Regions from separate parts of the Mus musculus genome. Here regions 1 and 3 are each linked to region 2. Evidence: chromatin loops called from intact Hi-C (ENCODE). Cell type or tissue: left cerebral cortex. All regions are shown on one strand. Links, peaks and the distances in the headings refer to the core of each region. The heading gives the core; the rest is flanking DNA.

Evidence for each region. Hi-C counts contacts between places; a loop is a spot of excess contacts. Peaks named below come from ENCODE experiments on the same cell type or tissue, not always from the same donor. Only the 100,000 strongest peaks of a DNase experiment are listed, where the experiment ranks them.
Region 1: it touches region 2 in a loop (4-fold over the local background); 11 of 42 quality-filtered maps call a loop at or near these places.
Region 3: it touches region 2 in a loop (2.3-fold over the local background); 6 of 42 quality-filtered maps call a loop at or near these places.

What each region holds. Positions count from the first base shown.
Region 1 is chr14:60,010,689-60,020,748 of GRCm38, forward strand. It overlaps Atp8a2 (ATPase, aminophospholipid transporter-like, class I, type 8A, member 2), which reads right to left. Exons shown (of 36, transcript NM_015803.3): 16 at 6,872-6,977; 17 at 6,101-6,183; 18 at 5,186-5,235; 19 at 1,691-1,760. Among named protein-coding and RNA genes, the nearest start is that of Atp8a2, 71 kb to the right of the region's middle. In left cerebral cortex, for the core only: a CTCF peak has its summit at 5,420 (motif pointing left); a DNase peak (open chromatin) is centred at 5,420.
Region 2 is chr14:59,619,696-59,629,755 of GRCm38, forward strand. It overlaps Shisa2 (shisa family member 2), which reads left to right and starts at 5,586. Exons shown (of 2, transcript NM_145463.5): 1 at 5,586-6,705; 2 at 9,940-10,060. The coding sequence starts at 6,372. It also overlaps the pseudogene Gm18073. In left cerebral cortex, for the core only: CTCF peaks have their summits at 5,549 and 5,753; DNase peaks (open chromatin) are centred at 5,660, 5,905, 6,529, 7,694 and 2 more places; H3K4me3 peaks cover 1,454 bases.
Region 3 is chr14:59,716,000-59,726,059 of GRCm38, forward strand. The region is part of intron 32 of Atp8a2 (ATPase, aminophospholipid transporter-like, class I, type 8A, member 2); the gene reads right to left. Among named protein-coding and RNA genes, the nearest start is that of Shisa2, 96 kb to the left of the region's middle. In left cerebral cortex, for the core only: no CTCF peak of the experiment used is centred there; DNase peaks (open chromatin) are centred at 4,582, 5,649 and 6,197.

The sequences.
Region 1 (10,060 bases), core at 2,976-7,975, 390 kb after region 2:
CCAAGAAGTGGGAGTGGGTGGATAGGGGAGTGGGTGGGGGAGCGTGTGGGGGACTTTTGGGATAGCATTGGAAATGTAATTGAAATAAATACCCAATAAAAAATATGGAAAAAAGAGAAAGTTTTGGATTCTTAATTTATTGATTGTGTGTGTGTGTATGTGTGCACACGTGCGTGTGTGTAAAATGTGATGTGTCACAGCAAGAGAGCGTGGGGCCAGAGGACAGCCTGCAGGAGTCAGTTCTGTCCTTCCACCATATACACCTAAGGGTTGAGTCAATGTGGTCAGACTTGGCAGCATCCTGGCTGCCGAGTCATCTTATCAGCCCTGATTTGGAATTTTTGTTTGTTGATGGATTTAGTTGTTGGTTATTTGTCTGTTATTTGTTTGAGGCAGGATCTCACTGGAGCCCACGGAAATCTGTTGCCTCTGCCTCCCAAGTGCTGGAATTATAGATGTGAGCCACCATACCCAGCTAATTTGTTGTTGTTTTATAAATTAGTATGCTCACACTGTAACATTTTTATGCAGAAGTAAAAAGAATAAACCGCATACCCTAAGTTATCCAGATACAACCTCCAATATGGAAGTTCCCACAACCAAAGTGACCACAGGCCTGGAGCTTTTGTTTTGACTCACATTTGATGAGAAGCACCCAGTTTGGCACAGCCTGTCACTCACACTGGCAAGCCGGAATGGGTGCATGTATGCTCCTGGTACCCCACTATGTAAAGCTGCATCTCAAGACACTTTTCTTAAAAACTAAACTATCTTGTTGGAGGAGGGCAGGCTGGGACAGAACTCGGTGGGCACCAGCAGCGTTTCCCTGCCTACACTCTCCTGCTTCCAAAGCCTTCCTCTTCCAGCTGCTGCAGCTACAACACACAACACACCAACAGAGCCTACAAACAAGGTCGCTCTGTGACACTATGACCTCGGTGGCCTTTATGATAAGGCCTAAAGCTGCCTTATCATAAAAGTAGAATTCTTTTTGTTGGGCCAAATGGAATTCCTTTAAAAGCGACATACAATGTTTATCATCAAAAAGCCCCAATCATAATTTAAGGTAACCATGACGATGGAGATGAGAAAACTCTGCCACTCACCAGAACCGATCCAGGTTCAGTACCTTACTCCTGGCGTAGTCTCAAATTAAGTTTGAGAATTAGTCCCTTCATCCCACAGAGCCACCACACAATGGGATACAATTTTACAACTGTATAACCCATAAGCAGCAATAGCTTTCCTTAGCAATAACACCTTTGGAGTCTGCTTATTATTAGAGATATTGGAGAAAAAGCCAGGCTTAGGACACTGGCCATATAAGTCTACTTGTGAATATGACCTTTGTCTCTATAGGAAGAATAGCCGCTGGGGAACCAGCAACACAGAGGACAGACGGATGATCACAGATCACTAGGGTGCCATCACCTTTACAGACACCAGACAATGGTGGCAAAACCAGATCGCTACACCAAGGATTCTGTGTCCAAAGCTCACTCTTTGTCACTCTGTGTCACTGCCCACTCTTATCTAATTCACCTTGAACCTGTGTTCCTAGTGGCTTGCTAGGACTGTCTTTCAGCTCTGGGCAGACCATGAGGGATATGTGAGTAGCAGTTTGGAAAGCAATGCATTGGCAAAGCAGCCTCCAAGGGGTCGGCTGAGCCCCCGCACCTCTGATACTTACGGCTCCCTTGCAGTAGAGTCGAAGTTGTCCTGATGGCAGTCGGACAATGACAGACATTCTTTTCCTGTCACTGTAATAGTATAGAAGAGAAAAAGAAAGACAAGAAGAAACAAGAAGGGAAGGTCATCATTGTTTGCCTTATAGGACCAGGTCTAATAACAAGTCAAAACATATGCAGCCTAGAAATGTCAAGGTCCATTTCTCAATCGCTTTTTCTTCAAAGTAAAGCTTCAACAGTAGAGTTTACCCATCTCTACCAAATGGACAGATGCCTGTATGCCTTGTCCCACCGTAAGGACTCATTGCATGGCTGTTTGCAAGTGGGCCAGAAAAGGAACATTTGCCCATGTGCTGTTGCACACTGAATCAGTCAACCCTTTCAGTAACCATTCCGGTAACCAGAGCCATCCCTTGCAAACAACAAGGTGGGAGACCCAACACACCTCAAAGGTCCTTGTACAGTTTCTTTTAATTAGTGAAGAAGATTACCAATTCCTAGACCTGTCCCATCCAGCACCAGCCACACCCTCTCCCCCACTGCTGCACAGACTCTTTCTTACCCACTTGTTATCAGGGTCAAGCCCACATGCTGAGAATCAGTGACTTCTGCTGCCTGAGGTCCATCCTCTTTTCCTAACCCACCCCCAGTGTTGACCCAATTCCCACGGACCCTCTCATGGACCACACTGCTCAAGCACACATGACCTATATTCTCCTCCCCAGCAGTTCGCTCTGTTGCTTTGCCCACACTTCTTCCTACTGCAATGTATCCCCCACCTGCAGCCAGTCTGACCCACAGCATGCTCCGGGTGGAGCCTTCATCCTCTCTCAGCTTCTAGAGGTTGGGTGTCCTTAGCAATATCACCTAAGCTGTTTCTGTTTCTTAATGTCCAAAGCAGATGACCACAGTTACTCCAAGGAAATCTTACAGAAGGCAATGGCATCAGCAAAATGATGCATCCATTAAAAAGAATCAGAACCTGTAACCGAAACTGGCGTTTCTTCTCACTCCTCCTCACCCATCCCTTTAAAAACTAGACCCTTGTGTTTCCATCTACAGTGCCCTGTTTTCAGCGCATCCCTTTCAGCTTCCTTCTTATCTGGCTGTTAACATCTGGCCACAGTTAATTCAGCACAGGGCAGCAGTTTCCAACAGGAGATGCATTAGGGGCTGGAGAGATGGCTCGGTGAACAAAGTGCTCATAGTATAAAGCATGAGGACCGGAGGAGGATGGATCACCAGCATCCACATAAAAGCAGGACATAGTGGCATGTATCTATAACCCTGAGACCTGGAGAATGGGGACAGGCAGGTCATGGCTTTTCACTGGCCATCCAATCTAAACTGTGATTTCTTGACTCTGTGAGAGACTGTGATGGCTATCTGTCTCAAAGGACTAAGCTGGAGGTGACAGGTTTCTACTTCTGGCTTCCACATGCACATGCATGGAAGAGCATACACATGCATGCTACATACATACAACATATGAAAGAGAATGAAGAAAAGGAGACAAAAGGTCTGAGGAGCTGTAAACACCGCTAGAAGCTCCACACAGGCACACTGTCACCATGCCGTCATGAACTGCCACCATCAGCAGCCACCCTATGGCTTATCTCACCCACAGAACCAAGCTCACAGCTCTCGGGTAAGCATCAGGCAGGAAAATATTCCCTCGGTGATGATATAAAAACACTGCCCCTTTCAAGCCATTTGTGAACAATTTAACAAAGATGTCTAGAACACTAAGTATTTTGTTTTTTTTCCTGAGACTGTGCTGGGACTCACTATGTAGCTCATGCTGGTCTCGAACTTGGGGTGATTCCACTACCTCAGTTTTTCCAGCATTGTTTTCTGGCATTATATGCCTGAGCCACCATGCCCAGCTGCATCTATGCTCGATATCAGGCAAAGGTAGTCTCAAGACAAAAGACAACAGGACTTTGCTCTAGTACCGGAAGGCAGCTCTGCTCACGCCACTCCCCAGTGCTGCCCCTCTGCCCTCGTACTGACCGTCCAGTGTGCAAGGAGAGAGAGGTATGTTCAGACTCACTCCTCAGAATAAACTATGAAAGCCCTGGGAAAGCCAGAGAATCTGACAAATATTCCTAGGTCTTGAAGAAATGTCTGGGTGTGACAGCTTCAGGACAATCCTGGGAGTGTGGCCTCCTGGAGACCAAGCCTCCTGAGAGAATAAACTGACCACATCTGCTCAGTGGCTACATTAGTTTCTTGCTCAGACAGAGATGGAGACCTGACCTCACAGAACCTGAGCTGAGACAATGAAGCCAACGCCCTTGCCACATTCTCTGAGCCTTGCACATGTCTGCAGCTGCCGATGTAAGAACACCCAGCACCCAGCGCTAGAAGGCTAAAGGCAAAGGAGGCTGGAGAGGGTTAACATTGCTGTGAGAAGAAAATGGAGTTGCCAACTGAGCTCTCCTTAATGAAACCCTTAAATTCTAAGATGGGGGCAGTGGGAAGGGGCACTTATCATGATTAATGTCTAAATAGAAAGAACCCAGGTGCCCCTCAACAGAGGAATGGATACAAAAAATGTGGTACACTTACACTATGGAGTACTACTCAGCTATTAAAAAGAATGAATTCACGAAATTCCTAGGCAAATGGTTGGACCTGGAGGGCATCATCCTGAGTGAGGTAACACAATCACAAAAGAACTCAAATGATATGTACTCACTGATAAGTGGATATTAGCCCAGAAACTTAGTATACCCGAGATATAAGAGACAATTTGTAAAACACATGAAACTGAAGAAGAACGAAGACCAAAGTGTGGACACTTTGCCCCTTCTTAGAATTGGAAACAATCACCCATGGAAGGAGTTACAGAGACAAAGTTTGGAGCTGAGACAAAAGGATGGACCATCTAGAGACTGCCATATCCAGGGATCCATCCCATAATTAGCCTCCAAATGATGATACCATTGCATACACTAGCAAGCGTTTGCTGAAAGGACCCTGATATAGCTGTCTCTTATGAGACTAGGCCGGGGCCTAGCAAACACATAAGTGGATGCTCACAGTCAGCTATTGGATGGATCACAGGGCCCCCAATGGAGGAGCTAGAGAAAGTAACCAAGGAGCTAAAGAGATCTGCAACCCTGTAAGTACAACATTATGAACTAACCAGTACCCTGGAGCTCTTGACTCTAGCTGCATATGTATCAAAAGATGGCCTAGTCGGCTATCACTGGAAAGAGAGGCCCATCGGACACGCAAACTTTATATGCCCCAGTACAGGGGAACGCCAGGGCCAAAAAGTGGGAATGGGAGGGTAGGGCAGTGGGGGGAAGGGTATGGGGGACTTTTGGGATAGCATTGGAAACGTAATTGAGGAAAATATGTAATAAAAATATATAATAAAAAAAAACTAAAAAAAAAGAAATCGTGACAAACAATCAGTAAAATGTGCAGTTGAAGCAGTTCAATATATATGAAATGTTACATGTCAAGTAGATGAAGGAGAAACATACCTAGAAAATTCTAGAACATTGAGGATCCCGAATGTCTGTTCTTGTCCCATCTACAAAACAGAATAAAAGAAGGCTTACCTGAAGTGCAAAAATATCAAAATTTCGAATCAATCAGCCCTCCTAATTACATACACACAGACACACAGATACACACACGCACACTCCATTAGTTCTCTACATGGGCATTTACAAGTCTGCACTGTGCTCTCACAGTCTGGTGGGGTCAGAGCGCCCTCTTCTGGCAGAATGCTCTCATTTTCCCTCTGTGACAGGCTCCTAAATACTGCTGTGTAGCCACTTCCAAGTGTGGAAAATGAAAGGTCCAAGCTGCTTAGAACCATCTGAAACCTTGGGGCCAGTTCTGCTTATGAATGTAGGGATCTATGAATTTTGTTAAATAGATAGATAGATAGATAGATAGATAGATAGATAGATAGATAGATAGATAGATAGATAGATAGATGTCACCTAACATCTCCAGCCGGGTCTGAGCTGCACTTCCACACACTTCACAGTGAGTTAGCATCATAGCCTGAAATGGATGCCCAGTAGCCTGAGGTCCTACTATGCAACCACGAGACTGATGATGCTACCAAGGTGCAGGTCCTACCTTAGAAACAGGCAGAAGGTACTTCTCGGCTTTAGGAAACCAGAGAGAGGAGAGTGGCAATATTCCTTGCTACCGGTAATTTCATGGAAGTGAGTGAAAGATTGTGAGGAAGCCTTTTTAAAAGTTAAAATTCCCACGGCCCCAAACACCATGTTTATGCCGCCGCCTCCTGTGAGACCACGGCATCTCCACAAAGTATTTCTAACCTATGTTTTCACTTGTAGACAAATACAAAATTTTGCCATCATATTTGCAATCAACACACTATTTCATGTACACCATCTTCCAAAGTGCTGGCCCCTTACCGCTTCGATGATGACCGAGTACGGCGTCCTCCCGGTAAACACAAAGCCAAGCTTCTTAGCTCCTTTGACCAAAGCAGCTTCATCTGCCAACAACAAGCCAGCAATACACAGGTTCACCCCTTGTCATGACCGGATTCTGCTAAATATCATGTTCATACTAAAACCCATCATGATGGATTAGGCCTGGTGTTAAGCTGCACAGTAGCAAAGACTTGAGACGGACGGACAGATGGACACACTCCCTCTTCCTGACACTGGGCTTTGAAGTGAGTGTTCTACTGGAGAGATAGAATACCCCAAAGCTATGTCACCAGGACCACGGTAGTTTACACTCCAGCCATGCTCTGAGGGGTCAGCTCAGGGAAGACTCCTTGATCAGTCAGCAAGGCCGTGCTTCAGTTGCAGTACTGATTCAGACCCTAAGAAAGGGGTGAAGGGCGACTGCCCTGATCCCCCATGGGGTGTTGTGGGTGAGGCAGCCAAGCAGCCAGCCTGGTTCTCACTTGAGAGCTTTGTCTAGCCCAAGATTTTGTACCAGGATGTGCAAAACAGCCTGGGCTCTTCCTTGCCACCAGAGTACCATGAGAGTTGGGACACCCTGGTACTAGCTCTCTTGGGTTTTAACACCCACGCTCATGAACTGGAGAGAGGTCAAAGGCAAACCGCAGGTCTTGTGGGGCAAGGTGCACCATAGCATCTTCCAAGAATAACTGAACACACCCAGGTCTCCGGGGAAAAAGGCAACCAGGCACTTTCAGCAACAGCCCTCACCTGGGGACGAGGCTTGGTAGATAATTTCATCTCCATCCTTCTCGGGGACGACGGTGTGACACACAGCCAGCAGGGTAAGGAACTCTTGTATGCAAGGGGCTGTAGGCTAAAAGCAGTAAGACACAGTTAGCCAGTCACCCAGACTTGTAATGCGTTGAGGATTCAAGCCATCACCTGCTCTAAGATCCAGGGAGAGGCCAGGGAAAGCGGCATACAGCTTTGATCCCAGCACTTTGAGAATGTCTATGAGTCCAAGGCCAACCTGGTCTACAAGACGAGCTCCAGGCTAGCCAGGGAAAATAGGGTAAGATCTTGTCTCAAAGCAAGAAAAAGAAACCCAGCAAGAGTTTGCCATTTGCTTTGACAGAGTTCAGAAGCTCAGGCTCTTGGACAGAGGATCCCAACCTTTCCTCAGGTGGTAGTGACTCCCAATCATAAGATCATGTTGATGGCGACTTTATAACTGTAATTGATACTATTATGAATCATAATATGAATGTCTGTGTTTTCCAGTGGCCTTAGGAGACCCCTGTGAAAGTATTGTTTAACTCTCAAAGGTGTCACAACCCACAGGCTGAGAATACTGCTCCATGCCCAGACACTTGCCCTCCATGGAGCCCACCTCCTGACACTCTGGTCTTCAAACGAGTCATATCTTTCTCGGTGTCCCTTCATGCCCACAGCAGTCTGCCTGCTTTCAGCGAGCTCTCCTGTGTAATGATTTGAGTCACTTCCCCTGAGCCCATTGCCCTGTGCCTCAGAACATAGTCCCCAGTGCCATCAGGAAGCACTGTCCTGCCTGCCACCATCTAGTATTCTGAGTGTATAATCTCTCTATTATCCACTCCTAAAATTCCCTGTTTAATCAAACTTTTCCTTTCATCCTTAAGAAAAAGAATCCTATGGTTTTATCTGAAATCTTAGAATACAGTACACTTTCCCATTTACCAAGGACTTCTAAGTCTTATAAAACCAGAACTGACTTACATACTGTTCATTTATTGCCCAAACACACTCAGGTAACTAATGTGCATCAGGCAGTGTGTTCATCAAGGTTTGGGAGGCTGAACACATATACTGTGGGCCTGCTGAGCCAACCAGCACTGTGATTGCTCTCCTAAACTTTGGTCCCCTGCAGGACCTGAGGCCAGTTAACCCATCAGGCTGGAAGCAAACTAGTTAAGTTATAACCTAGTAGTTGATGGACTAAGCCAATAAAGTTGTTTCCTATATTCCACCTCCATTTTTATTCTCTGTCTTAACTTGCTTGGCACAAGCCCAGTGCTTCCCCACACACTAACCAAGAATTGTACCACAGTAGCTGCACATGGACCTGGATCCCAGCACCCTCAATTAGGACCCAGGAAGAGCTCTCCACTCCCTTTTACACAGAATTCAGACCCTTAGCTACACTCCAGGTCCCCATGGCCTGCCACTTCTGGTCTAGTATCATCCCTTGCCACCTTCATCTTTTCTTTGCTTGCATAGACACTATTAAATTAATAGTCTAAAGGAGCTGTCCTTTCAGTGGCCATGTGCAAGATACTCCTGTCTACTGCTCCTTCTTATAAATCTTTTTTCTGTACGTTTGCTGTGGTTTACTTTGCAGACTCAGGCGTAAGCTTTGTCTTGTCATTTGGGATGTTGGCGTAACTAGGTTTAATTTAGTCTCCACCTGGAACTAAGCCCTTGCTCCCTAAGTTTCAGTTCCTTTTCCAAGATTCCCAAGGCACGCATCCTAGCTTGCTTTCTAGTGCTACAATAAACATCATGACCAAAGGCTACTTGGCTTCATTTCAGCTAACAGCCCTCAGGTCACATTCTATCACTAAGGGAAACCAAGGCGGGACCCTGGAGGTGGGAACTGAAGCAGAGGCCATGGAGGGGTGATGCTAACTTGCTTGCTCCCCATGGCTTGCTCACTTGCTTTTTTAAAAAACTAGTTTTTTTTTATTAAAATATAATTGCATCATCTCTCCCTTTCCTCTCTCTGACCCCTCCTGTGTCACACCCCCCTCCCTGCTCTCTTTAAAATTCATGGCCTTTTTCTTTAATTGTTGTTATAGTTTTTTTTTCTTAAATGTGTAAATACACTTGACACATTATTAGAGAAAACTACACCTGACCAAAATGCAGAGAGCAAGTGACTGTGTGGTGCTCAGCTCCAGTGGTACAACACAGCTCCTGGTCTGAGGCTCAGGGGTCATTGCTGGGTGAGGGAGATCTAGAAGCCAGCAGAACCAGAAGACATAGAACGACCTACAGACCCTAGTTCCTTCTCCCCTCCCTCCCACTAGACACAGTTCTCCTGTCCACAGAAACAACACTCTGAAATTGAGGTTCAAAGACAAGGTCAGGGCACAAACATCACATCCTCTTTCTGATCTACAAGCAAATGCCTTGTTGGGGGCGCCATGGCTGGTTCAGGCAGGATCGAGACCCCAGGGTTAAGCTGTCACGGTCATGGTTCTTACTGATATCACTGTTCCAAGTGAGGTGCATGTCACCTGGCCGAATACTGCATGTAGACAAGTGTCTGAGCCGTGGGGGTGGGGGTGGGGTGCAGGGTGCATGGCAGGCTCACACTAGCTGGTAACTCCGCATATCTCCTCTCATCCTTCACTGACCTGCACCCACAGTGTCTGGTCTCTAAGAGATGCTAAGCAAGTTTCTGCGAAGGGCCTTAGAACCCTAAGTGGGAGGACTAGAGGGGACCTCTCTGTGCCTAAAAGGTAACCCTTTATTTCAAAGAAGACCAAAGGTAATAATCAATTGAGCAGAAAGTTCATGTGTGGTACTATAAGCCTAGTGACAAGCCCTCGGAAGGAAGGCACATGGATCCTAGGGCAAAACCTTCTATTGTTGTTTTGTTGGCTGGCCATGTTGTCAAACTGCCTTCTGAATATCGATATTTATGGCAAAGACACAATCTGGCCTCTCTACCTTGGTCCGAGTAAGAGCAGAGAATCGCACTGGCCACAATGCTGAGAAATACTGGTTATGAGTGCTCAGCCCCACACGGGTCATCACTGGGTATGTGAGATGCTGTCGTCTGGATAGGACAAGATGGCTTCTCCCCTGAACTCACTGCAGCTGTGGTCCTCTACCTAAGACTTGTAGAAGATCAAGCCAGCATATGTCACATATGAACCGTGACCCACTAGTCGCTCTTTGTCCTAGGGGTGAGGG
Region 2 (10,060 bases), core at 3,421-8,420:
TCTGCAGGTAGATGATGTGAGAATTGAATAGAATCAGAGGTCAGACACCTGGTTGGTCAGTTGCTGGCCTGTTCTCTGCTTCATATCGGAAGGCAAAGTTACCACATATCTGAAAGTTCAGAAGTCTTTTGTGTTGGGAGAATCTAGGAGAAACTTTCCCCCCACATATCCTCAGAGTAGATAAAGTATACACACATAAAGCCTGCCACCAGTGACATTCAGTACCTTCCCAATGTGTGTGACGGTCACCACCACTTATTCTAAGAAACTTTGAAACTCCAGACCCATCATGCAGTCATTTCCTCTTAGGTCCTCTCAGCATCTGATAACCACAAACCTATCTTCCCTGTCTTTGGATTTTTCTTTTATAGCCATTGCCTATAACGCATTGATTTTAACCTCCCTAAAGCTGCGACCCTCATGTTGTGATGAGCCCAACCATAAAATTATTTTTGTTGCTACTTCATAATTTTACTGATGTTATGAATTGTAATGTAAATATTTGTTGTATTCCACTGGTCTTGGGTGACCCCAAAAGAGTCTGAACCCATAGGTTGAGAACCTCTGCCAGAAGTAGCCTCCTATAGTACATGATCTTTGCATTGTCTTTCGTCAGCACAATGTTTTCAAGGCCCATCCTTGTTGCAGCATGTACTCAGACTTTATCCTTGTGTAGGTAAAGCTTACTGTAATTGTATGGATCCAGGACATTTGTTCATCCTTTCTCCAGCGAGCAGACAGTTATTTCCAGCCTTAGGCTATTGTGGACAGCGGTGTTTGAATATCAATGCAGAAGTTTATGCATGGACATAGGCTTCCAACTCTTTGAACTATATATACATGAGTCTCTGGGATGGTAGGGCCACATAGCCCTTCCTGACTTAACTTTTAAGGAACTGTTAAACTGCTTTGTACAATGGCTAGGCCACATTTCGTTCCACTAGCAATGTTTACAGATATCGGTTTCTCCATATGCTTACAAGCACTATTTTTCTTCCTTTTATCAACACTAGTTCCGTTCTAGGATTAATGAGGTTTGATTACGGCAACTAATGACTAGTGACAAAAAAAATGAACATCCTTCCATATGATTGGTCCTTAATTGGTAAGGGAGCTGTTCAAATCTTTTGTAAATTGAGTTATTTTTCTTTTTGTTCTTGAGTTGTTGAATGTTTATGTTATGGGTGCTAGACTCATTATATATGATTTGCAAATCTTTATATGCATGTGTGTGTGTTTAGGCCTGAAGTTGATATTGGATGTTCTCTTTGATCACATTCTACTTTATATATTGAGATAGGGTCTCTCCTTACACACATAGCTTGAAAATCCTGTGGTTTGTCTCCCAAGCTCTGGGATTGTGAGTAGCCAGTGGAGCTGCTGGGGTTACAGTCTGGTGCAGCAGTGGGTTTTAAGGAGCTAAGTTCTGGCCGTCATGCTTGCATAACAACTGCTCTACCCACTGAGCAATCTTCCCAACCCCGTTGCAATCATTTTTGCATACTTGCTGATCTTTCCTTCTTGTACAAAAACAAAAGTCTTGGATGCCTTCTAACCCAATATTTCCAAAGAGAAATTATGAAACAGTAAACATCCAATGGGGGTTAGATAAAACAGTGGAGCAAGATATAGAGTTAAAGTAGTAAAAATAATAATGAGGAGGAGGAGAAGGAGAAAATTTTTTAAAATGTAAATTAACATAATTGTTTAATTTGAATTCATATTGGATAACACAAATACTTAAGCATAAAAGAATATTTAGTGGAACAAATGTGAAATTTGCAATACTGCTCCTGTTCTCTAAAAAAGGTGGGGAACATGACCCAACGTGAAACTACTCGTTAGCAGACTACTGCCGGGTGTGTGGCCAGAAAGAAACTTCTGGTCTCTCACAGAAAAGCATGGTGGAGCTTGCAGCTTTTCTGACTGCCAGCACCTGAAATGTGATTACCTCTGTATGATTTATATCAACTCCGGGTCGCGAAGCTAAGACTAGTCATAATTAATTCATTAGCTTTACAGTACTGGTGATCAACCCCAGATCTTGTACTTGCTAGGCAAGTGAGCTCACGGAGGTACAGCCCATCTGCAGTCGTCCATTTGTTTAGGTGTATGGTCTTCAACAGGTACTAGTGAAATGTCAGAAGTTCCCTTTCTTTCTTCTCTCTGTCTCTGTCTCTCTTGAGAGTATGGGCTCAGGAACATATATAACCTTCCTTCCTTCCTTCCTTCCTTCCTTCCTTCCTTCCTTCCTTCCTTCCTTCCTCCTTTCCTTCCTTCCTTCCTTCCTTCCTTCCTTCCTTCCTTCCTCCCTCCCTCCCTCCCTCCCTCCCTCCCTCCCTCCCTCCCTCTCCCCCTCTCTTTCATGTTAATTTTGCTTTATTAGTCATCTGGAAAAGACAGCCCGTACAGGGAAGTGTTCATTTAATCCTCTTCCTCTTCATCCCCAGCTCAAGCACCACCCTGGCCTTTTTTGGTGTTCTCCTTCTTCCCACTTCCCAGGTAGCCATCACCATTAAAGACAACGGAGAGAGAAGTCAGTACTTCTGGGAGTCCAGACCAACCAAGAGGAATGCAATGTTCACCACTTACTTTCTGACCCTGATATGACAGTGGTGCATGAGCACACAGGCATGGTGAACAGATTCGCCCGGGACCAACTTAAGGACCTGGGTCTGCAGCCACCTCTCCAAGAAATAATTCCTCAATCTGAAGAAGTCCCAAACTGTAGTCCAGCTTCATCGTGGCTTCCTCTTGCCCTCACCCAGAACCCAGTGTGAACAAGTTGCCTCAGCAGAACTTTGCCTTCGGAGAGACTCCATAGGTCCTTCTCGTTCAACAGCAGCCCCCAGAAGGCTTTGGGAATCTTGGTCAGAGTAAATTTGATGCTCCACACCTCACGTTTGTTCAAGAGCCCCATACTCTCAAAACAACTTAAGTTCCTGCTCGAGATGTGACTTCTCAAAGGATCCTCATAGACTAATCATTGACTATTTGGGAAAGAAACAAGAACGTGTCCTTAAACCACAGTACTACCAAACCATCTGACCGATTCAGTGTGAAATGGTCAACAATTTCTTTATAAACCCTGGATAAACCATGGGTGTTTTGGAGACTCGTATAAATGGAAAGGAAAGGGAGTATGGAGCAAGTGCTGTCTGCACTAAGTACAAATACCTTGCATCAAACACAACAACTAAGAAACATACTTAAAGTAGGAACCCACTTGCAGAAGACTGAAGTAAGTTTCCCAGCATTCAAAGGAACAGCTCACAACTGCCTGTAATTTCAGTTTCAGTAGATCCTGTGGCCTCTTCTGGCCTCTGAAATTCACACATGTTACATACTCACTCACAGACAAACATGCCTACACATAATTAAAAACAAAATAAATTTTAGAAAAGTATTAACCCCCAGAATACCAGGTAAATCAATTTCTACTGACACTGGGAATGGTGACCAGTGGATTGGTAAATGGGCTTTGGGGTCAGGCAACAAGTGAGTGGTTCCAGGAAAATTGACACCCTCTGTCCACCTGGGCTGGGAAATTTGTCCCTACCAATAAAATGAGCAAAGTAATGTCTTCCTTATGGGTGGCTGTGAAGATTAAATATGCTGAGAGATGCTCAGTACAGGATATCAGCCACCACAGGAACATGGCTGCCTAGAATATAATAAGAATATAGTAAGTGTTCAGAAAATGGTAGCTAACCATAGTCACCATCCATTACATGATTCCACCCATCAATCCTTGGCCTCTTAGGGCTTAAATCTAAACACTAGTGTTTGATATTTTTCTCTCCTTTCCTCTCAGCCTAATGTCACCCTGTGTGTTTTAACTGGCCCTGTAAAGGGTCAGAGAGCTGGATCAGTCAGTAAAGGCTGGGTTATTCAAGCATGAGGACCTGAGTTCGAATCCCCAGCACCTATAGAAAAGCTAAGTGTGGTGGCTTTGGCCTGTATCCTATCATGGGGTGGGATGGGGGCACACACAGGCAAACTTATAAGCCTGCCAGTCTAGTTAACTTGGTAAACTCCAGGTTCAGTGAGATACCATGTCTCAATAAGGAAAATAATTGAGAAAGAGGCCTGACATCAGTCAACCTCTGGCCGCCACACGCATGCTCATATATGTAGACATACATGCACATACAAACACCTACATACCCACCGCTCACACACGCATTGGCTCTGCACAACGCTGCTTATAGATCGTTGTATCATTTTTACTTGCTTGATTCCGTTCCAGTCCAACTGCTCTGTTAATTCAGAAACATTAGTCTGCTTGAGTTTGTGACCACACCCATCTGATCTCTGATGCTAATCAGGGTTGGGCCTAGTTAGTTTGTGGGTTGGAGACCACCCTGCTTGAGGGAAACGGTTCGAGGAGCCAAGGTGAATCCCCAGAACTCGATTCGGAATGTGCTTATGAAATGAATGCTTCTTCAATGTTGGAGTTTTGTTCATTTCTTAGCTTATAGGGGTTGATGTTTGGCGCATTTAAAATATGTCTTTTCAAGACTGGAGTGGAGCTCTGTGGTAAAGCATTTCCTTCCCAGGCCACGCTCTGGGGTTCCGTGCAAGGGTCCCTTAAATGACAAGAATAAGGTGTTTTGTTGGGCACAGGCACAGAAGGAAGAGTTTTCTCTGTGAATATTTTCTGGGATGAGTGGAAGGCTTAATTCTCAATGTTTTAGGTAAGGGTTGCACTAAGAGCCCTACAGTGGTTTAACTCAAAAATGTCTTTGCTATGGACAAAATTGCCTTGTATTCTTGTTACAGCCAGTTCTCCATTAGATACACAAAGAAACAGCCCGGAAACACGTGATGGTTCCTCCTTCAGGGGCTGGGTTTAGCATTCACATGGAATGACTCCAGCTGAGAAAGACGCAGTAGGTCCTTTAAAAATACTCATCGTTACTTTAATAGCATCAGCACCTGCTCAGCTGCTTCAAGAGTGAAGCTATTCGTTTCTTCTCAGAATGTCTGGCGTCTGAACCCTTGCCTTCTTCCTGGCTGCAGCTGTCTAAGCCAAGGAGGTCAAGTGTCACACGGAGGCACCTTTCTGCCGGACGCCAACAATCACCACACCAAATTAGGGAGGGGAAAAGAAAACTAATAAAATAATATAGTTAATTTAGTCAGTGACCCTATTGACTTTCTTGCTGACCTCTTTACTGTGCAGTGCCATGGCACCGGGAGGCCAGGCACCACAGCTCAGATAGGGTTTGTGTTCGTCCTGGGCCTGGAGGTTGAAAGCTGAGCAAGACAAGTCTATCTGAGTGATGACTGAGTCCTCTGTAACATGGAAAGTAAGAATTATTCTTTGGAGAGTTGTCAGAGTAACTCGGAATGTTGGACGTCGAAGATCCGCACTAAACTTACTTCTGCTATCCTTGTTTTAACTGGCTTCCAAGGCGTGGCTGACTTAAAACGTGTTTTCCCACTTGTCTGTTCTGTTCACCCGCACCGCTGCCTGGCCACTGCCACACCTTTGGTGAAGGAAAGTGAAGGGCTACGAGTGTCCCCTGGCGGAGGGAAAGCCCTCTCGGCACGCATGCGCGCAGGGGAGCCTCCAGCCCCTCTTTAAGTGAGGAGCGCGGTGCGCAGCCGGGCAGTCGGAGCTGGCTCGCAGCCTTGCCAGGCGAGCGTGGGGTGTCCGCGCGCTCCTCTGCTCCCATAGCCCGAGGGACTGAAACTTCCGTGGGCGGCTCCCACCGGAGCGCACTGCCGGGGGCGCACCAGCGACAGGGAGAAAGGAGACCAGACGCGGGCTGCAGTAGGAGCCGGGGAGGGCAGCCCGCTGGCCCGGCGCCCAACAGCAGCCGCGCGGCCGCCGCCAGCCGGGCGGGCTCCGGGACTGCAGGGGAGGTGCGGGCACTCGCAGCGTCCCGAGCGGTGGCCGGAGCCATGAGGACCGAGCACAGAGTGGCGGAGGCAGAGCGCAGCCGGCCGCTGCTGCACTTGCCGCCGGGAGCACTGCGCGCACTGCCCGCCTCCTTCGCTGCTTCTCGCAGGGGAAGTGAATAGAGGGGGAAAGCAGCCACCAGCTCCGGACTCTGATGCTGAAACGCTCCAGCCGCGGCCTGGCTCCTGGTCGGCAGCGAGGCGTCCCCTCGAGGATGCCCAAAGAAGGTCGGATCACAAGCCAAGCTTTCAGAAACGTTTCTTCTGTGATGCCCCTGTGAAGGCCGAACCTAGCAGGGACGTGGTCACTCGCAAGGAGGGATGACTTAGACCCTGGCTCTGCAGCCTGGGCTTCGCCTCAGAGGGGAGTGTTCCTCACGGAAAGCCCCAGGGATCGCCGAACCATAACTTCTTGGGGGAGATCTGTGACCTCTAGAGACATCACCGGTGCCCAGGGCAGTGCCATGTGGGGCGGACGCTGCTCACCTTCCACCTCTTCCAGGCACCGCGCGTCGCTGCTGCAGCTGCTGCTGGCCGCGCTGCTGGCGGCGGGGGCGCGGGCCAGCGGCGAGTACTGCCACGGCTGGCTGGACGCGCAGGGCGTCTGGCGCATCGGCTTCCAGTGCCCCGAGCGCTTCGACGGCGGCGACGCCACCATCTGCTGCGGCAGCTGCGCGCTGCGCTACTGCTGCTCCAGCGCCGAGGCGCGCCTAGACCAGGGCGGCTGCGACAACGACCGCCAGCAGGGCGTAGGGGAGCCTGGCCGGACAGACCGAGAAGGCCCAGACAGCTCGGCAGGTAGGCGAGCAGCAGCCAGGTGCAAAGAGGGAGCGGGAGGGCGGTTGCTTTGCCTGGGCAAGAAGGACCAGGAAGCCTGGAGATTTTAGGAAAGGGCCGGGGAGCAGAAACCTGAGTTTTTTGTTTTTGTTTGGGGGTTGTTTTTGTTTTTGTTTTGTTTTGTTTCCCCTACTCATTAACTTTGTATGAAGTGGGGCAAAAAACCTCGAGAAAAAACACGTTGCTTCTGTTCATGGTCCGTGCCTTCCTTTCCCTTCGTCCCATTTCCACTGGGCTTAATCTTGGGAATAGTCAAGAAAATGACAAGGGTGCACCCCTCTGGAGAAGGCTTGTCCAGGGTTCTCCTCCAAGGGTCCTCAGACGGAGGGCAGTTCTGGGGGACAGCAGACGACTTCCCGTGGGTGACGCACCTTTTCACATCTCAGGGATCCCTTCTCTCCCGCAGGAGCCAGTGCACAGCTCCCTGTGACCACCTAGGCCTCTGGGAATCTGGATTGGCCTCCTTAGGCTGACTTGATAGACGTGCCACTGGAACGGAGCCCAACTTTGCTCATTGAGACTTTTGACTATTTCTTAATAGACAAAGCCAGATTTTGAAAGTAAGCCTGTCAAATAATTTAGTAGATGGCATTTCCTTAAGGAGAGGCTGCCAAATTGAGTCTCTCTCTGTGCGTGTGTGTGTGTGTGTGTGTGTGTGTGTGTGTGTGTGTGTGTGTGTGTGTGAATGAGTGCTACAGGCACATACATAGGTTTGGAGCTGCCTGCGCTTTGGCACAGGTGGTTTCTGCTTTATAGAGCAGTCTCCAGCCCAGCAGCTCTTTGCAGTGCAGTTAAGCGTTTTCTTAGTTTGCTCTTCCTGCTGCTGTTGCACTGACTTCAGTCTGAAAGGAGGAGAACTGAGGGTCGTTCTGGAGAAGGCACCATCTGAACTGCAGCTCAGTTTGCGGAGTGTGTGGTCTGGGAACAAAGCCTAGAGAAAAGAGCCAAATGGCTACAATAAGGTGTCTGTTCAATTGGGCTTGTTAATAACTTCTAAAAGTCGGGATGGAGTTGGCTAAGGCTGGAGGCAGCGGCCTTCTCACACTGTGGATGCTGGCCATGGCTGCCCTTCACTCCACTCCTAAATCTTTAAGTCTCCCGGTTCTCTCACAGCCCTTCTGCAATGAAGGACGAATTGCCCAATTAAGCCTGCGGGGGCTTGTGGTAGCACTGCATTCTTTACCCCTGTGTAGTTATTTACACTTCCAATTAAGAATCCTGGAAAGAGAACAGTTATTTCTCCCCCAAACTCATTATGTGGGCTGAGACTGATTTCAGCTGGATTTTGCTATCATATTGGAGGTAAAACTTCTCTGTGGGTTTTTGTTTGTTTGTTTGTTTGTTTGTTTGCCATTTATAACATGAGGGAGCTGGTATCTTAATTTAGGGAATGAGATATTTTTACTGTGTGTAGGAAAGGGCTTGGCTCTCACTGCTTGGACGGGGCCTCCAGTGCTGGTGTAATGAGAATGGTACAGCTGTGGGAGCCAGCTGGGCTGCAGATGGCAGCAAGCCTTCTGGTCTGCGGAACGGACCCTGAGTACAGAAGTGGCTCTGCTCAGCAGTTTATTTCTCTGTGATTCTGTGTGCTATGTGAATGGGGACGCCTACTCCCAGGATAGAGTCTGCAAAAGCCATTCGCAGATCTGACCTTTGAGGTCTGGGCTCCGTGTTGCCCCATCGGAAATGCTGGCAACTGTGCCTCACCAAGACTGGTGAGACCCATGAACCCCTGTTCAGATGGAGTCCTTAGGGAGGGCTGGGCTTGGCTCAGTGGTGACATGGTTCCTTAGCATCTGGGAGGACTCTGTCCAGGTCAGTTCCCCACACCTCACACCCACTCCCACACCTGCTGAAAAAGAAACCTAGTTGGGAACTCACCAGAAAATGCAGCAGTTTCTTGACTGTAGGGAGACTTCCACAGAAGTGGTCCAGAGGCTTCCTGCAGGCTCCTCCTGTCTGCTTAGGTCCTGAGCATGCTGCCCCGCGTTCCTGCCTTGCCTATGGCTCCCATGATTTAAACAATTCTGTTATTTATTTTTAAAAGATAATATATAATTATATATAATATATAAAGTCTCACTTTATAGCCTAGGCTGGCCCAGTAGCTCACTATGTAGTCTAGACTGGCCTTGAACTCCAAGACAATTTTCTTGTTTCTGGCTTTCCAAAGGTTAAAGCTGAGAGTCACACCATGCAAAGTTCCTGAAAGGTTTTTTTTTTGTTTTGTTTTGTTTTTTTGTTTTAAAGAAAATAACTTTAAAGTGAAGTTCATTACTCTGCTAGTTTTACTCACAACCCTTTATTGTTATTTTATGGTTTTATTTTTCAGAATAACTTAATACCCACCGGCTCTTGCCAGCCTTCCTTTTCCCCCACTCACCCTCAGCCTCTGGTAACAACTTTTGTGTTATGCACTTTTATTAAGCATGGTTTTTTGTTTTGTTTTGTTTTTTGTATGTTTGTTTGTTTGTTTGTTTTAGATCTGTGCACTTTTTTTACTACTATATATTTTTTTTAACTTTTATCCATTTTGTGTGTGTGTGCACAGCGTGTGCTGTGGCGTGTCTGTGGAGGTCAGAAGACAACTTGGAGATGTTCTCTGTCCTCCGTCTGGGTTCTGAAGATTGAACTCCGTTCATTATTATGCTTGGTGGCAGGAGCCTTTTTCTGCTGAGCTGTCACCCTGGCCCATTGTTTGTCTTTTGATTGTTTTTCCCCTTCCACGTCTTATTTCTTATTTGGAAATGACAAAGGTTCAGAGTCTTACCTAAGTTATTTGTTTTTTATGGTTTTTTTTTTTTTTCTGCCTGTAAGAAAAGAAACTTGTTTAAAATCCTGGCAAGAAGAAGCCAAGGAATGTGTAAAGTCATTCATATTTAGAGCCGGTGCCCTGCTAGGGAAGACTTACATTTCTTTAGGCCATTCAGTTATTGTAGGATCACCTAGATCTAGCCTGTACTGTGACAGCTTGGACATGAGCCTCTGGTATTGTATTAGGGGACTCTAAGTGGGATTATGACGTTTAGCTTCCAGGGGCCTTGCCATACCTGTGAGCCTTGGCAGCGTTCCAAAGCACTCGGGCACGGAAGATGCACCTTGGGCACTTCTGGCCTGACGGAGCTGGCCCGGCCTTTGCTGGTCGCCGTGTCCAGGGATTCTGATGGGAAACCTAATGCTGTGTTCTCTCTGCAGTCCCCATCTACGTGCCGTTCCTCATCGTTGGCTCAGTGTTCGTTGCCTTCATCATCCTCGGGTCTCTCGTTGCCGCATGCTGTTGCCGATGTCTACGTCCAAAGCAGGATCCCCAGCAGAG
Region 3 (10,060 bases), core at 1,952-6,951, 95 kb after region 2:
TGGGATGTTTATTTTTTCAAACCTCATGAATATTAAAAGTGCTGTAATTGAAGCCAAAACATAAGAAAAATGAATGCAGCCATATCGAGTGTGGGTGTTCCGCTTTCAAAGCTGTCTCCGTCAGTGTCAAATGTTTGAAGCAAAAGAAGATAGATGGTATAAACACCGGGGAAAAGCCAGCCCTGCTTTGGAGATGAAGCCAGATCAGTTTGACTCAGGCTCCTCCCTCACCACAGCCTTAGGAAGGGAGGCAGCCAAGAAAGAGCAAGGCTGTTGTTTGAGGAGAGCCAGCACACATCTACTGAAAATTCAAAGGGCCAATTCTGTTTGAAAGGTTCAGAGTTATGTGGCCTGGATATCCCACGGACCTCTGAGGATTTACATATCTTTAACATAATGTGAAGACTGAGTAACCAGTGAGCAGCTTAGATAAGACCTTATGAATATTCACACTTTTAAATCTCAACGCTCGCTACAACACACTTCCTTTTCAAACTTGGCTAGTTCAACAGTGGCTCCAAGACTGGAGGAGATATGACATTGTGACAATAAATAAATAAATAAATAAATAAATAAATAAATAGTTCAGAATGGGATGCTAATGTAGATAGCTATCAGGCTACTCTGGATTTTCAAACAGTTCAACAGTGGCTCCAAGACTGGAGGAGATATGACATTGTGACAATAAATAAATAAATAAATAAATAAATAAATAAATAAATAAATAGTTCAGAATGGGATGCTAATGTAGATAGCTATCAGGCTACTCTGGATTTGAAAATTATTCAGAATTGTTCAAAGTCACTCTTGGTGTGTGTGTGTGGGGGGGGTTGTGTTTCTGTGTGTGTGTGTGTCTGTGCATGCACACTGCATCTGTGTGTATGTAGTTTTACACCTGTGTGAGCACACGTTTATGACTGTGTACATGCAGAGATCAATGGTTGACAATGGAGGGCTGTCTTCTGTCATCCTCCACTGTATTTTCTGAGGCAGGGTCATTGCTGAGCCCTGGGCTTACTGATTCAGCTTGTCAGATAGCCAGCTTGCCTTACAGATGCCCTGAATGCTGACCTCCCAGACAGGCCTCCATGCCTTCTTGGCTTGTGGCTATGGAGATCTGAATGCCAGTCCCCGACTCCCACTTGCACAGCAACCATCGAACCATCGCCCTAGCCCTTAATTTTACCCTTTGATGAGACCAAATATGAAAAGTCATTACCAAAATGAGGGTGTCAACAACTTGTTCAAGGAAAGAGACAAAATACAGAATTTAGCATCCTTTATCCAGAAAGAAATATTTAAGATTTTGTTCATATTTTAGAATTGATCTTTCAGAACATCTGTAATTCAAATATTTAAATTTATAAATGGTCCAAAAACAAAGACTTCCATAAACAGTTTTAGATCTTTGGATTAGGGGGTGCCTGGTCAATACAGACTTTTCCCGTAGTGCTGTGGTGTAAACTTGGGCCTCCCATGTGCTAAGAATGCACTCTCTCACTGTTTACCAGTGTGCTGAGGTGATACAATAGTCCCAGCCTTCGGTGGTGGTGACAGCAGTACTGGGCTCTTACCCATACCCAAATCAAGCACATGAGCGACTGGGAAGGGAAAATAGCCCGTGGATAGCAGGAGAAGAGCATAGAAGTCAGCAGCAGGGAGAGGAAGAAGGGAGAGAGAAGGCTGAGGGAAGGGTTTTGTCAGCAGTTGCTTGGGTCTCCCACAGCCCTCAGGCATCAACTGACTGAGCAACGACTGTCCAGTCATTCCCACAACACTGTTCTTCTCACATTTCTGAGCACCAATTATGCTCAAACTATATGTGTTCTCTCATGGCAGTGACCCTGCTTATGACTTTCTTCAGAAACAAACTATTGCATATCTGATTAATTAAGTTAAAATGAGGTCATTACAGTGTAACTTGTTTGTGACTGGTCACAATTATTCATTTCTCTTCCAAACTTTATTTCTGGGACAGGACCCCCTCCCACCCATATATTGTTAATTTCTCATTCATTCATTTAGCAAAACAGTAACTGACTACCTGTTACATGCCAGATATAGTACTGCAGGCAGGAGACAAGCTGGTCTAGACAGGAGACACAGTTCCTGCCTCCAGAGTGTCATATCTACTAGAAAGACATTATTGAAACCTAAATTCCAGGAGAGCCCCAAAGTGGGTGCCTGGGTAGTTGGGAGAGGTGGGGAGCAATCTGGAAAGTCTAATGCGTAACTAGGTCTTGATAAGGTGACAGGAAGATCAAAGCATCTTAAGGAACAACAACAGAAACTTTGTTCTACACATGGGCAAAGGCCCAGAGCTGGAGCTTGGGTGTTCAGGAAATTAACATGGAGACATACAGAAGAAGGGCCTAAGATTAGTTGAATCCTGAAGGTCTTCATATCCTGATGGGGACCCTGGATCATCTCATACTTTCAAGGTGCAGATAGATAGTTTTCAACATAAAAATGATGCGCTCAGATGACATTTAAGATATATGACTCAATTTTAGAACGGTCCCCTTCTCTAATTGAGGACTTCAATCTGAAGCCTTCAACTCACAGTTTTCCAAGCACAAACTTTTTCACTTGGAAACACATCAACTAATGCATCTACATTTTAATACTTAAGTACAGGATTGTCTTCACCTTGGCCACAGCTAACATTCATCCTGGTCTCCTGCTCCCAGGCCTCTCTCCTGTGTCTCCTAAGCACTCTTGCCCCAGGACAGTTCCTACATTAATCTCATCTCTCTGGGTCTTGAAGTATGCTGCTTTCCCAATGAGGTGCAGGTCTACCCTTTAGATAATATAATCTCATACTTTCCTCAAAGAATATCTCTCTCTTCCCTCTCCCCACTCATTGCCCTCTCCCCTCTCCCTTCTCTCTCTTCTCTTCCTCTTCCTCTTCCTCTTCCTCTTCCTCTTCCTCTTCCTCTTCCTCTTCCTCTTCCTCCTTCTCTTCTCTTCTCTTCTCTTCTCTTCTCTTCTCTTCTCTTCTCTTCTCTTCTCTTCTTTCTTCTCTTCTCTCCCCCCTCTCCCCCTTTCCCCCTCTCTCTTCTCTCCTCTTCTCTTCTCTCCCTCTCCCCTCTCTCCCTCTCCCCTCCCCCTCCGTGTGTGTGTGTGTGTGTGTGTGTGTGTGTGTGTGTGTAGACCACAGGTCAACTTTTCCTCTGTTGCCACTTACTGTTTTGTGAGCCCACCTCTTCAGTGGTGGGATGAACCACGATTCTAGTTTTTGTTGTTTGTTTGTTTGTTTTAGGACCGGCTCTGGAACACTTGCTATCTCCCTCCCTAGCCCCTTCCAAGATCTTTCTGAGGGGCAAATGTCACTCTTCTTCATCTCTGCTCCCAAAGTCGCCTCAGTCTCTAATATTTACATGGAAATCCAGGCTTCATATCTTTAACCTCTATCCACGTACACACTTCCACCATTGCACAGAATAGACCGGACTCTGGGTCCATTCTGTTCACTAGCACTTTGAGGGCACTGGCCAAGGATGTCACCATTATTTCCCAAACCTTGCTCAGCCAATGCCTTACAGAAGAGAAACCCATTCCACGGTTCATTTCCTTACCTAAACTATTAGTAGCCAAGAATAGCATTTCAAAGACTTTGTGTCTCCCAGAGACACAGAAACAGGAGCTGAGCGTCCCTTAGGAAGGGAGGGAAAAGAAGGAGGAGGGGTGCAAAGGAGGAAGGAAGTATGCAGCCTGTTTTCCAGTGGGTGTTTAGAGAGGACTACATGCTGTGGAAACTCCAAACACATGGGTAAGGAGCCAGAAGAGGTCTTATTCCCGGATGGTTGTGTCTCTTTCAGTGTAAATGCTGGACTGGGAGTCAGCCCACTGGGAGGGTGCTTATCTGGCATGTGTGAAGCCCTGGGCTTGACCACCAACATCAGAGCAAACAAAGAACTTCTTAAAGAGGGTGGAGACAAAACCCAACTAACCAAGCAACCAACCAAAAGCTCAAAGCAACAACAACAGAACAAATAAAAGCTCAACCACTGGCACCCCAATGTCTCAGTGACTCTGCTTATGACTTTCTTCAGAGATAAACCACTGCATAGCTGATTAATTAAGTTAAAATCAGGTCCTTACAGTGGTGGTCCCTGATTCAAAATGACTGGTGTCTCTAGAAAAAGGGGGCATTTAGACAAAGACAGACACACAGAGTAACTCTTCTATAAGCCAAGGAATACCAAGAGATTGGCAGCAAACTACCAGAAACAGGGAGAGAGGTCCCGCATACATTGGCTCTCTTAGCCTGCAAAGGCAACCAGCTCTGCCAGGCCTGTGTTCTCAGACTTATAGCCTCCAAGCCAGAGACAACCATTTCTGTTGTTAAAGCGACCCTGTCTGTGGCACTTTCTATAAGCCTAGGAAATGAATCCAGATATTTATTTGAGTGCATTCTTTATAATTTAATTGCTTTTTTTTTTTTTAAATCAAGCCTTGAGTAGTTTTGCTTTGAATGGAAAGGACCCAGCAAAACGCTGCTGGAAATACGGGCTGTTTTATGGGGCAGACTTTGTAAGACATTGCGAGCCCATCTTGTTTGTACAAAGACAGAAGGAAGTAGGTGGAAAGGCAGCTGGCTGGTGTGTGCTTGTTTCCTTCATCCACGCCAGCTACTTGGAAGAGAATTATTCTCCAGTAATTGAAAGGTCTACCCTTTAAAAAGCCAGACACTGTAAGTATCCTAGAACTCTCTGGTAACATCTTATGGAGGCAGAGAACAACCTTACAGATGTTATACCAGTGGTTCTCAACCTTCCTAATGTTGTGAGCCGTTAAGACACTTTCTCATGTTGGGGTGACTCCCAACCATCGCGTTATTTCATTGCTACTTCAAGACTATAATGTTGCTACTATTATGAATTGTAATGGAAGTATCTATATGCAGGATATCTGATATATGACCCCTGCTAAAGGATTGTTTGACCCCTAAGGGGGTTGTGACCCGAACCACAGTGCTAGGTAAAGAAAGGAAGAAAATATTTAAACCATTCAACCCTATGTCACCTGAAAGATGAAGGTCAGGGCCCATCATTAGATGCTCCCGAGAACTTGGAAAAGGCAGCTTCCTTAACAAGATGCCTGCACAGGACTTCCACGTCTGTTATTTTGATAGGCTTAAAGTTGAGTTAGCCCAGGCTATGACAGAAACTGATGGTATGACGAAATCTAGATTTGATCATTGAGATTTTAGTCTGTAATTTGTGAAAAGAAGTGTTAGCTGGATAGCACCCATAAGGAATGAGCCTTATTTCTTAAATTACAATAGCTAAGAGGTGGAAAACGGTTTTGTGAGCTGTGCAGTTCATGCTTTTGAACCCCCTAGGCTGACCCTTTGCCCAAAGACCAGCTCACCCCCATTCCCTGTACGGGTACAGTGCTGGCTTGCAGTAGGAAAACAATAAATGTTCACTGAAAGTGAAATACAAGACTTTAATAAGGGACTATTTTAGAAAGACTCCCCAAACTGGCATGCACATCGCAGCGGCTCTTGGCAGGGCTCTGCTGGGACATCTGCTTTATGGGAAAACTTTACTGTCATGGTTCAGCTGAACTGGAGACTCACCAAAGCTTCCCCAGTGTGAGCAGGGCTGGGTGCCACTTTCCACCATAGTCCCAGGAAGATGTGAGTCTCTGGATCATTCTTTTTGTTCTCTGAAGTGAGTATGGTCCCTGTCAGCCTCTGTACAGTCTCATGGTTCTTACCACTTTGAGACAACAACAGGGAGGATCCACCTTGGAATCTGGATCCACACATCCCAGAATTAGAGTGTGATCGCCATCAGAGAAACATTTTCCCAGGGTGTCCTCACAGTCATGGCCCGGGCACAGTTTGTGCCAAGGGGCTGCAGGGCTTGAATATGTGCCCATATAGTTGGGAAAAGGCTGATTAATGGTGTTCTTAGATACGAACAGAAGAGTAGCAAATGTGTGTGTGTGTGTGTGTGTGTGTGTGTGTGGCCCACCAAGATTCCCCTCGATGGGACCCACACCCTCAACACCCTGTGTGAGGTATGCGGACACATGCAGGCATATTAGCCCTGGTCTTCTAAGAGTGAGCCAAAAAAGGAACAGAAAGTTGCCAACCCTTCTGCCTAATGCTTTCTGAAGGAGCTCTAATAACCGCCTATTTATAACCCTGAGCACTTGGTGGCCTTCCATGCAAGGAACAGGCAGCTGCTACAGGAAGCCAACTGCCCTGCCCACTGACTGGAAACAGATGTCCCTTTCTGTCATCTTTGTGAATAGTTGCAATTCCATGAAGTGATCATTGTCAATGTATTTCCTTCTGTTTATGGTTCACTGAAACTCCGGGATATAAAGATCTCCTCATCTTGTCATCAGACATGGGGCACTCCTGGGACAAAGGTACCACAAGACAGGCCACACCTGTTCCTCTAAAGACATCCCAAATGTCAGTTTGAGACTCCAATGGGGTTAAGATGATCCAAATTCTGAATGTTATTTTAGAATAAAAACTCATATTCTTACTGGTGATGCTGGGGCTTGAACCCAGAACCTCCTACAAGGTAGGCAAGTGTTCTAACACTAAGCTACACTCTTGGCCTAGTCCAGCAGTTCTCAACCTGTGGTTCATGACCTCCTTGGTGGGGGTGGGGGAGAAGGAGGGAGTTGAACAACCTTTTAACAGGGGTCGCCTAAGACCACCAGAGAACACAGATGTTTACACTATGATTTATAGCAGTAGAAAAATTACAGTTATGAAGTAGCAATGAGAATAATTTTGTGGGTCCGGGGTGACCACAACACGAGGAACTGTATTAAAGGGTCACAGCTTTAGGAAGGTTGAGACTCGCACTCCTTTTCAGGTGCGTGGTGCTGCAGCTAGGATGCAGACCACTCACCTGGCACGTGTGAAAGCCTAGCTTTCCTCCCAGCACTGCAAAACAACAGAAAGCTCTAAGGGTTGGGATGACAGGTCTGCTGGTAGAATGTGAAAGCAGGGAGAACCTTTACGATGGGGTGACAGCGTGGGTGTCTTCACCACCTTGTTTTCTATGAAGTTACAGGCAACTAGAATGCTAGGATCTTCCCGCTCTATCCAACACCCATGCAGCTACTTGTTCTAATCGTTTATTTATTTTTTGAGACTGAGACTCGTGTATCTCATGCTGGCTTTAAACTCATTTTGTAGCTGAGGATAGCCTTAAATTTTGGATCTTCCTGTCTCTACCTCCTTAAGGGTCTGGGAGCTCAGGAGTGCTGAGCAAAGTTGCAAGCTGCAATGCAGACTTAGAGCCTCACTGGAGAGCTCATGCGAGGCTGACGGAGTGCCAGGCAGGGAGAGCTGGCTGACTGGTTGTTGGCTGGTTGTTGGCTTTCTTCTTGGCTTTGTAAGCTGGTAGACAGTGGAGCCTTTCACTGTGGGTGACAGAACATGCAAGATGAGGAGGTGTGCAAGGGAACATGGGGACTCTTGTCACACATGCCTGGCCTAGGACCTGTGTCATCCATACTGAGAAGTCTTGGGTAACAGAGTGATGTAAATTTTCTTTTAGCTCAGAAGATCAGCATCAGCACAGCCATCAGGAGGAACCACGAGAGCAGGAAAGCTGAGCCAGTGGGGAAGTCTGGCCTTGGGAAGCATCACAGAGCATACTACAGAGCAGAAGGGTAAGCTGGAAGAAAGAAAGGCTCCCAGGGGAAGTTATACTGAGACAGAAGTGTGGGTTCAAATCAAAATAAAATGGCAGAGACATCTGGAAGATCTGACCTGGAGCTGTTGTAAAAATCTGCCTGGGCACTTGGATGGAAGCGAGGTGATGCTCAGAGCAGTGAGAGCCACAGTCAGATGCAAGGCTGGCCCGAGAGGTAAGAGGTGGCTAAGCAAGGACAGAACTCCTGTGGGAGCAACCACGCATCTCTTGGGATTGGAGTCAGATGGGAGAGCCAGAATCCCCAAGGCCCCACCTGGAACTCGAAGTTCCTGCAGAATCAGGACTCAGGAACATCTTCCTGTCCTCCAGGGTACAGCTCTCAGCACTTAAGAGCATATACCGCCAAGCCCAATTCTTCAGATGTTTTAGGTACTGTGGTCCAAATAAGATTCAAAAGGAGGGGGCACACTATGATATGAATCACAGTAATCCTAAATGGCTGACGGTTTGAGGGTAATTTTTACAATATAGAATATATAATATGATAGATGCCATTGTGCTTTTTAAAGATCTCACCAGCATAAAATTTTCTAATACATTATTTATATCAATGCTAGTGACTATTATAGCTGAGTCTATGCTATGAGTTCTAATTTGCCAGGTGATTATACATATCCTAACACTGCACAGTCAACAGATATTAACTTAATTATGCTTGAGGATATTTTGTGCCTGTGCACACACAGGTGTGTTGTGTGGCTGTGCATATGTTAAGGTGTGTGCGCACATAGGTACCCACAGGTACGGAAGCCAGTGGCTGACCCTGGGTGTCTTCCTCAATGGCTTTCACTTTTCACCGTCTAGTTTGAGACCACTAAATTGAGAGCTCACTGACTCAGCCACTCTGGCTGGCCAACATTGTCTGAGGATCTGTCTGTCTCCACCTCTGCCTGCCCTAAGGTTACAGGGGATGCGCCATTATGTCCAGCTTGTGTGTAAGTATCTGGCATCTGAACTCAGAACCTCATGCTCGTGCAACAGGCATTTCACCAACTGAGCCATAACCCCAGTCCCTAAAGACATTTTCAAAGGCAGATTTTAAAGAAAGAGGATCATAATAAGGGCTATTGTCCTGATAACCAGATAACATTTTATAACTAGCCTCTATTCTAAAGAGCTGTGAACAGGAGCAGGGAGAGAGCCTTGCTGAGAACACACTAAGTGTGGGGATGCTACTTTAGGACTGCTGTCATCAGGGCCAAAGCTCTGAGCCCTTAGGCTCACTCAAAGGCCATCATCAAGGATCAAGATGTCCTAAGGGCACAGCGTCATGAAGTGCCCACCTTTATGAATACACTTGGAGGTATTTCTGCCCTTTCTCTATGTCTCATAAACATATATACATATATGAGAATATATGTTATTCACACACACACACACACAAACACACACACACACACACAAATGAATGACATTAGACTTATAGCTGCCCCTCTGTTCATGTGTTCTTTGTCCATAGATTCAGCTGACTATGAATGAACAATATTACTTAATCAGTTTTCTCTGTACTGAATGCATACCAATTTTTTTCTGTCATAACTTATATGGCATATGATGATCTATAGGGCATAAGAATGACATGTAGGATCTTTACACCATATTAGATGTTGTAAGTAATCTCCAGGGTATGCCCTACAGACACTGAAGGATAATTGTGTTTCTTGAGTGTGTGTGTGTATGCATGTATATAAGATATAATGCAATTAACCAAATGTAAATTTTATATCTAGCAGGAATTAGAGGCCCTGAAACATCACAGCTCCCAATTCCACAGTTCACTCTTGAGAGACGCGCAGCCCCCACCTCCCACCCCTCAGCTGCAGGTTTAGAGTCAACCTGAAGACAAGAGGAGGACAGGCCTCTTGCCATACGCCAAGTGTCTTGGCTAAGACCCTGACTGTGCCTCTCCCAGGCCAACAGGAACCACTCTCCTCTCACCTGCATCTTCCTAAAGCTCACCTGAGCCTTTCAGTGAAAGGAACACAGATCATTTTACAATGGAATGATAACCACATCCTTTAAATGTGCGCTTCATCCTTCCAGACAGGATTTAGTGTTCTGAAATGATCTGTGATCAGACAGTCTTCTGCTTTCTGATTCATTAAATGTTATTAACTCTCCCATGGCAATCGTGCATGTCAGCAGACTTGCCAGGGTGAACACTTAGACCCTTTCCTACTGTTAACCTTCTCCTGGGTGTCTGCAAAGGCAGCAGTTGACTTCAGTAATTCATTTATTGGGTCTCCTTATTGTTGGTGTCTGATGCTTTTAATTTGCAAGTTTTAAAAAAAATAAGGCTTATACAATTAAAAAGCAATTCCTTCTTAAGATTATAATGGAACATCAATTTAAAGTAGTCA